2 separate regions of the Homo sapiens genome follow, and region 2 is linked to region 1. The links are chromatin loops, found by intact Hi-C in ENCODE. Cell type or tissue: CD14-positive monocyte. All regions are shown on one strand. Each heading gives the region's core, and the rest is flanking DNA. Links, peaks and the distances in the headings are about the cores only.

What was found. A loop is a pair of places that touch in the nucleus more often than their neighbours do. Peaks named below come from ENCODE experiments on the same cell type or tissue, not always from the same donor. Only the 100,000 strongest peaks of a DNase experiment are listed, where the experiment ranks them.
Region 2: a loop joins it to region 1, with 2.0 times the contacts of the local background. A loop is called at or near these places in 1 of 110 quality-filtered maps.

Annotation. Positions count from the first base shown.
Region 1 is chr17:55,662,342-55,666,748 of GRCh38, forward strand. No RefSeq gene overlaps it. Among named protein-coding and RNA genes, the nearest start is that of TMEM100, 58 kb to the right of the region's middle. In CD14-positive monocyte, for the core only: no CTCF peak of the experiment used is centred there; a DNase peak (open chromatin) is centred at 2,120; H3K4me3 peaks cover 1,451 bases; H3K27ac peaks cover 2,247 bases.
Region 2 is chr17:55,583,432-55,587,838 of GRCh38, forward strand. LOC102724732 (a long non-coding RNA gene) reads right to left here. Exons shown (of 3, transcript XR_429997.4): 2 at 989-1,092. Among named protein-coding and RNA genes, the nearest start is that of SMIM36, 74 kb to the left of the region's middle. In CD14-positive monocyte, for the core only: a CTCF peak has its summit at 2,437 (motif pointing left); a DNase peak (open chromatin) is centred at 800; H3K4me3 peaks cover 1,352 bases; H3K27ac peaks cover 1,325 bases.

The DNA of each region.
Region 1 (4,407 bases), core at 243-4,242:
ATCTATAGCTGAATAGTTACTGCTCGATATCTGATCCTGCATACTATTAGGCAAGCTGCTAGGGTAGTGATAAAGTCCCTTGGAACCTCACCCCTGAGAACTTATATCTTTGCGTGACCCTGAAAAGGGTGGGAATTCAATGAAATGAGTAAATTATCAAAAACAAACAAGAAGAACCAAACTCTGGAATTTTAAACACGGATGACCTTGCCTCACATAATGCTGAGGGTCATATGAAAGCCCACTTTGGCCAAAGCATCTTCCCAAAAATCCACCCAAGAACACCCTCCTTCCTTCCCTTCACCCATGGTCCCCATACTCCTCAGTTTGCTTCTCCAGCCCCTGTGTTTACTCTGGTTTCTGTCTCTGTGCCTGACCCTTCTCAGGTCTAGAGACTGGCTGTGGCGCCCATATCTGATCTTTGTTTCCACCTTTATTCTCTGCTGTTTCTGTCTACTTGACCTGAGTGTCATGTACGACTTCAAGTAAAGAACTCCCACAAGGTGGCTTCCTCTCTAAGAAACTCTCAGCCTAGGCAGGTCCCCAGTTTTCCATTAGGGAGGGAGACTTTGGATAAGTAAAGAAGGATGGGATTGAGGTGTCTGGGTTCCAGGTACAGCAGTTACCAAATGCGTAATCTCAGATAATGGATTTTACCTATATTTTGCCTACTTTCCCATCTGTAAAAATGGAGGTAGTACCTACCTCAGGTGCTTGTGAAAATCAAACTTGAATCAATGTATGTATAAGCGCTTCAGAGGAAGATAACATTAAAAAAATAGCAGTTCTTTCCTCTCTCACCTCTCCCTCATGTGGCCTCAGTTTCCTCCCAGGCCCGAGTGTCAATGTGATATTCTTCTTAAGGCAGAAGGATTAGGAAGGCCCCTTCCTAAGGACATTCCAGGCTTACCTATCTTTGATGCTTTTTCCTGGTCTTCAAAGATTATTTCCTGTTCACTCTCTCAATTCATCTCAGGAACACTGAAGTATCCCCCAGTCTGATGCATGCCAATTATTTTGCAGCTAACTCATTGACAGTTGAACATGACATCAATCCGGGTATTGATAATAATAATACCAAAAGAATCAAGGTCAGCAAGAAAGGACTCATGATGTGTTACATCATTTCCAACAGTCTCAAGTAGGACTGTTCTGGCTATCTTATTTTTTACTTTTACCTTAAGGATTTTATACTGCCTTTGTGTGTGCCTAATTTTTGCCTTAGTCATCTGGGTCTAAGTGGTTCCTTATTGCCTGAGCCTGACCCTGATGCTCTCTTGAGGAGGAATTTGTAATCTTTTGTTGACACACTAGCAGTGTGGGTGCATCAAGAAAGAGAAGCAATTTGAGGGGTTGTTAAAAAAGCCAAGAGTGCATTCCAAGACATGGAATCAAAAGAGTATGTCAGAAGGAGCCCAGGTTTTCAACAATTTGGCTTTTATCCTCTACCTTCCAGAACTATGACTAAATAAATATCCTTGTCCTTGATCTTTAAAGGCAAATGGGACATTTACCCCATTATGTATTAGTCTATGTCCATCTCCATCTCCTTCTCCATCTTGTCTCTGTCTCTGTCTCTGCCTTTATCTCTGTCACTAATCAATGTAGAGAGGTGTACCAATGTCTTTTGGGAAGTTTCTGCACCTGTATGGCCATTGTATGTCATGCTATGTATGTGAGTGGACAGGTCGGCCTCTATATTTTTTTCTACAATTAAGTGCAGATGCAAGCACCAGTGAGCTCCTTATAATACAGGTTTTTGTGTTTGGGACATAAGCACTGATTTCTGGATCTTGGAGTTGAATGCCATCATTGACAGGAAGGAGCGAGGTCAGTTGCTCTTCAGTCCAAGAGGTAGAAGGACCCCCAAGCCATTACATTCCCAGGCAGACAAATGAAACTGTTACAGAGGCTGCTTCTCAGGCTCCCAGTCTTTCCATCCAGACTTTATTTCATGGCAGATGAGCATGCTCTAAAATGTGAAGAAGATGAGAAAGTCTATTGAGGATCAGCCTTGAAAAGATCTTGTCCTTCTACCATATTCAGCAATCGGTGAAGCATAGAAGACAGGGTACACATGCTCTCCCTGGAGGAAGTACAACCTAGCACTGAGGCCAGTGTCTGTAGAGCCAGGCTGCCTACTTCCTCATTCTGCCCTGAACCTCTTATTTCCTAGCCGGGTGACTTTGAGCAAATTATTTATCTCCTTAGACTCCGTTTTCCTCAGTTAGTAATATTGCTGATTTCACAGTGAAGTCTAATGCTTAAAGGACTTAGAACAGTGGCTATTTACAGGTAGAGCTCAGGGAAGAGTTATCTATTATTCTATGTCCTAAAATCTAATGAAGGGCTTACATTCTTTGCTCTCCTTCCTCAATCTCACATCTATCCTGCAAAATGTCTGAGAAGTTATTTTCCCCGATTTTCAAGCATAGAAACTGAGGCCTGAGGAAACAAGGGGAAATGGTCTGGGTAAGAATGAAGCTGTCTAAATACAGAAACCAAAGCTCATGTTTTTCTCCTATAAACGATTCTACAACATTACTTGCTCTTTAGGATGGGAAGAAAGGCATAATTTTAACCCAAATTCCCCCACAATAGTTTGGGGTTTCTTTGCTAATACTCCTTTTATTGTTCCTCCTCTACCTCCAAAGAGGTCTTCAACTTTTCCTTGAGTGGAGGAAAAATAATGTCTGCATCATACATATACAGCAAAAAGCCTGTCTCTCATCCACCCCCCAACCCCTGGTTATATACAACAAAATATCATGAATGCAAGGTGTCTTAAGGCAGGGATTTTAAAAATTGCTATATCCTCCACTAGAAATGTGTTGAATAAATGGATGGTTGATGATTCATTTCTTTTGGTCTCCTTTTATCAGGATCTCATTAGGTGTCTGGTACTTCACTCTCTCAAGAAACACTTATTAAAAACCGAGTATGGTCCAGCCACGATAGCAGATGCCAGGAGTGCAAAGACAGAGACAGAATTGATGCTTTCAAGAGCCCAGAATCCAGTAAGGAAAGTGGGAAATGTAGAGAGATTCGGGGACACAAGGGGTGTTCAACTTTTGACATTACAACAGAGTGAAGGAATTGATCTGAAAATCCCAGCTTGCATTATGTTTGTAGTGTAAATCTAATGGAAATCGTCACATTAGAAAACTTAGCAAAACAATAGACGCTGAACCCTAAGAAACATAAAAAATATGTAGAGAAAGGAAACAATGCTATGCCATTTTTCTGCAGGTAAGAAGTGTTTCAACCAGATCGTTGTTGTTGTAGTTGTTGTTGTTGGTTTGAAGGAACTATTTCCCGGAAATGTTTACATATGTCCTTTGCAGGCTTCTCTTTGCCACTATATATGGTCCAACTCATTGGAGATCCTAATCAGCCCAAGGACCCAGAAATAAGAGCAACCCTACAGCTAACCACTCTATGTACCGTACCTCATAAGGATATAACTGAGCCTCTTCTGGCTATATCCACTAGGCCTGTTTTTGGCTTAACTGAGCTAACTGGCCATAGGCTTGATTGAACTTGAGAAATGAGATTTTGGAAAGAAAATGTGACCTTTATCAAGGATTCTTATTAAGTATCTACCTGTATGTGGGTGCTGCCAGATCAGCGAAGAGTGTGTCATTCTGCCTGCCTTCTGATGGCTCTTAATCTAGATGTTCCATGTATATAGATAAAGGATGGTAAAGGGGCTTGACCCTTTGGCAGTTGCATTCATGGCCTTCCAGAAGGAATCCAGGGGCCTGCGCTTTGGCTTATCTAAGCATCAGGATCTCATTAAGCCTCCATGTGTGAGTGAGACCAGATCTCTTGACCCGGATACTTTCAAGTTGTGTCAAAGAACATACATACTTGCCTATCATTGAAATATCAGCATCACAGGACACCCAGAAACACCACGCAAAGGGAACAGAAGAATTTGAAGAAACAAACTCTATCCATCCAGAAACTGGTCCATCATTGGCATCTAGAGAGAGGTAGAAAAGAAAATGATGTGGAGACCAAAGAGCTTGCATTCTGCCTGAGTCTAGAACAGACACCACCAATTGCTCCACAGCTAGCAGATCATAATCCTTTGCACACAACATGGTTATCATCCAGATGGAAATCCCAACATTGTAACATATGCCTGGGGTGATAAAACACATTGCTGGAGCAAACCTGTTTCTGAGAGAAGTTTCTCCAGGGAAAGTTGGACTCCTTTCTCTCCACACTGCCACACAACCTAGGTACGATGTAGCCAGGTGACCAACCCTATGCACACATTCTAGTCTCTTTTTCAGACCTATCCAGGTTAAGTGACTTGCATGAGACCACCCAGGAAACAGGTGATTCACTGGTGCTTATCCTTGCCAGAGTTTTATTTCCAGCCACATCTTCTCTACTCAT
Region 2 (4,407 bases), core at 236-4,235, 79 kb before region 1:
TTAAAGATTCTGTTTTTATTTCTAAAAATAATTCTCAAATTTTGTTTTGCTCTGATAGGCTTTTGGTAGGTATTTGGCAGCAGAGTACTCCACAAGACTATCTTCTCCAAGATTATAAACCCCACGAAGTGTCTGGAATGTAGCTATTTAAGGTTGCCTATTACAAATACACATGTCTTAGTAGATAGTCGAGCTGAGGTAAGGCTGACATTTTTAAGTGCAAATTGTTAAGTCTGAGAAGCACAGGTGATGAACACAAGGATATCTCACCACTTCTATTAGGTGGCCTAAAGGAGTGTCCTCAGTTCAGCATCTCACAACAATCAATATATTGGTTTAGGCTTAAAACATTCTTTAACTTATTCCTGATTTTCTTTTGTTTGGGAGAACCAGGGAGCTGGAACCTCACCTAATTGCAACTTTTAAGGTCATTATCTATTCTTGAAAACGTATTCATACTGTTTATATTTCATTTTCAACCATCTTGATCCCTGGAAATACACTGTTTGGTCCCTAGGTTCACCTATCACCTTTAGGTCATGACCACAGGTCTACAGATTTAACCTCCATGCCATGGATTGGCCTTGGACCTAGAGTTCTCTTAGATCTGGTATACCACAGCTTCCTGGAACTTCTCCTGGTGCTTTGCTTCTACCCACATGGGTAGGTGCTTTGCTTCTACCCAATCTCTGCCTCAAGAGTCCAGGTAGCATAGGGGTTAAGAGTGTGCAATTGGGTGCCAAATGGTTGACTTCTAATCTTGGCTTGGCTGTTTAGTAACAGTGATTGTGTAAGTGATTTGACCTCTCTAACTCTCAGTGACTCATCTATAATGCGGGAATAAAAATACTTCCTTCCTCAGAGATTGTTGTGAAGATTAATTAGATAACGCATGAAAAATCCTAGTACATTCTCTAGCATATCATAAGTGTTCAGTAAACAAAAGCTGTAACTTTATGTATTATTTCAATTTCTATTTTCCTCCTACCTTCTTTGGTGCTTTTGTTGGGCTGACAACAGAGCCTGCTGAACCTCCATCAGTTCCCACACTTTCCCTTCTTGTCAGCAGGATGCAGTAGAAAGAGCATGGACCTGGAAATGTGATAGACCTAGTTCAGAACTGTGCTTACACAACTTTTGTGAACTCATGGCCTTGTATTGTATAATATTTAATGTCCTGAAGCCTTAGTTTCCTCACCTATAAAGTGGAGATAATAAAACAAACTTATAGAGGTTGTTGAAAATTAATAGATATCCTCACCCTTCCCACTCCAGTGAGCAAGGTGCCTTGCCCATAGTCAATTGTTATTGAAAACAAGCACCCCACTTTTTCCTCGTATCTAAATTTCTTTCAGATTCCACCCAGGTCATCCAAATTCTGATCTGGGATCAACACTGCTCTCCTCCTATTCCTACCTTACCAGAAAGGCCATATCTTTAGGCCTTATGCAAGGATACACTAGTAGAATGGTGAAAACCTGGATTTGATTCCTACTTTTCCCCATGTTTGTGCTCAGTAACTTCAGGTAAGTTTTTAAATTTCTGACATTTAATTTTCTTCTTCTTAAAATAGAGAGAATGAAACTCATTTCAAAAGGTTGTTGTGGAGATCAACTTAAATTTGCTTACGTAGTAAATTTTGAACACCTGCTATGTGCCAGCCATAGTGCAAGGTACTGGGATTTCAATAGTGAGCCACCTAGAGAGTGCAAGTGTATGGTGCTTAGCACAGTGCCTGGTGTACAGGAAGCATGAACATGTAATGTATGTCATCATCATCATCATCATCTCCACATCATGCTACATAAGCACAGAATAATTCAATAAATTAATTACAAATAAAATAAATACATTTTCTATAAAATATATTTATATAAAATGTAAATAAAATAATTACATTTTAAATTCTCTAATCCAAATCAAAATAAATAAATCTTTGAATTATTATAGGAATTCTTGGGAGATATGTCTTCTCACAGAGGTTTCCGTGATCCCCATGAGCATCTAGCTACAGTTAAAAGCCACAGTAATGTAAAAATGTATTCAAATGATGCCAACATACAACTGAGGTTGTAAACCACTGGTGTAGAGTCTACTGTAGTGTAGTTAGTACCTGACTGAAGGAGATGAGTAGGCCAGGTTGTCCTAAAGAACTAATAATATTTTCAAAATTAAGTGATTGAACAGTGGAATGGATAAATTGTGGTATATTCATATAATGGAATACTACACAGCAATGAAAGAGATCTTGTTAAATGTAACAAAGAGGAAATCTCACAAATATTATATTGGCCAAAAGATGCCAGATGGCAAAAAGAGTACATACTGTATGATTCAATGTATATGATGACAAAGACAGACAAAACTAATCCATGATGACAGAAGTCAGCATAGTGGTTCCCTCCAGTGGTGGGTATTGATTGAGCAGGTTATGAAGGAAGCTTTATAGTTAGATAGACAGATAGATAAACAGCTTTGTTTAATTCATACACACATACACATGTGTGTGCACATGCACGGAAATTTACCAAGGTGTTTATTGAAGATACGTGTACATTATCAAATGTAACATTTACATCAATAAAATATAAATTAAAAATTAGGTAATAAATATCTGCATTAGTCTGTTTTCATACTTCTGTAAAGATACTACCTGAAACTGGGTAGTTTATAAAGGAAATAGGTTTAATTGACTCAGTTCCACATGGCTGGGAAGGCCTCAGGAAACTTACAATCATGGTGGAAGGTGAAGGGGAAGTAAGGACCTTTTTCACATGGCAGCAGGAGAGAAGAGCCAGCCAGAGCAGGGAAAACTGCCTTATAAAACCATCAGATCTCATGAGAACTCACTCACTATCATGCGAACAGCATGGGGGAAACTGCTCCCATTATCCAATCACCTCCCACCAGGCCCCTCCTTTGACATGTGGGGATTACGGGGATTATAATTCAGTATGAGATTTGGGTGGGATACAGCCAAACCATATTGGTATCTGTATAGACCTCTCACTCTCTCTGATATATAGTGTGTGTGCATATATATAAATATACATATATATTGTGTGTATATATACATATATAGTGTGTGTATATGTATGTGTATATATACATGTGTGTATATGTATGTGTATATATACATACTATATATGTATATTGTATATATGAATGTATATTGTATATATATAGAAATATGAATAATAATATATACATATTTCTCTCTCTCTCTCTTTCTTATTTGCCTTTCAGTTCTTGCTTGGTTGATGCTGGCATCATTAAATTTTTATCATTAAATTTTGTTTGTGTTTTCCAAGTGTTTTTACTCTTCTCTGCCTTTCTCAGGCTTCCCAGCAGCACTTAGTGAGGAGGAGGCTGATCAATGGGTGGTGGGGAAAGTAGCTGAGCAAACATAAAGGTAGACTTGAACTTAAACTGCACTGTCAATCGTCAGTCATTCTTAAAGTGGGTCATCTGTATATAGATGATCACTTGTTATAAGGGGATGTTAACAATTTTTTCCCTTGGAGTTGGCAGTGGAGCACTGGGGTGTCTCACACTGGCCCAGAAGAACATAGAATAATGGTAGTGACAAGATGCAGGTTTTTAGTTCTCCAAGTTATTATCTGAGTATGTGATAATGGCCTTGGGTGTGTTGGGATAGGATAGAGGTAAGAATAGGGAGGAAAAATACGGGCTGAGAACACTTTCCTACATACAGATTTTGGCATCTGCCATCCTTTTCTTTAGATTTGGTTGATACCAGAGAGGGTAAGAGATGGTGCTGGCCCAATTTCCTGTCTCTTTATGACTTGGCAGTGGAGAGTGGCCATGCTGGTGCCTGTGTAGAGTATGGCTTGCTCCCAGAAGTTTGAAAAAGAAAGTAATCGATAATCAGACACTCACTATGTTATATGTGACTATGTGCTCTGAAAATTCACTTCCCAGCTGGGCCTGCAGCCATGGAGAGGAGAAGAGTGGAGGCAATCACCAAGGTCTATAATGGATTTTTTTTTTTTTTAAGAGCAGATGAGAAGGAGAAAGAGAGAAATAGGGCTAGAACAAAAGAGAAAATAGAAACTGAGTGGTGCTGGGAAGGTAGAAAAGACAGAAACCAATTACTAAAGAATAGCTGCTTGACAACCTCCAAATCATAATTAGGAGAGACTTCCTGGCCTCACATTTTCCACATAAACACTCAGGCACTGGGCAAAGTTAATGGGTCCCTGACTGCTGCACAAGAGAGAGCCTCTGTCCAAACCCAGCAGTGATTGACGTCACAGACGGAGTGTCTCAGAGTAATGTGCTCCGCTCCCCTCATTTATATGTTTGACCCTAACCTTTCCCAGATGTGCAACTGTTCTTCCTTCCAAAAAGGGGCTTTCAACACTGGGCATTGTGTGCTCTCTGAAT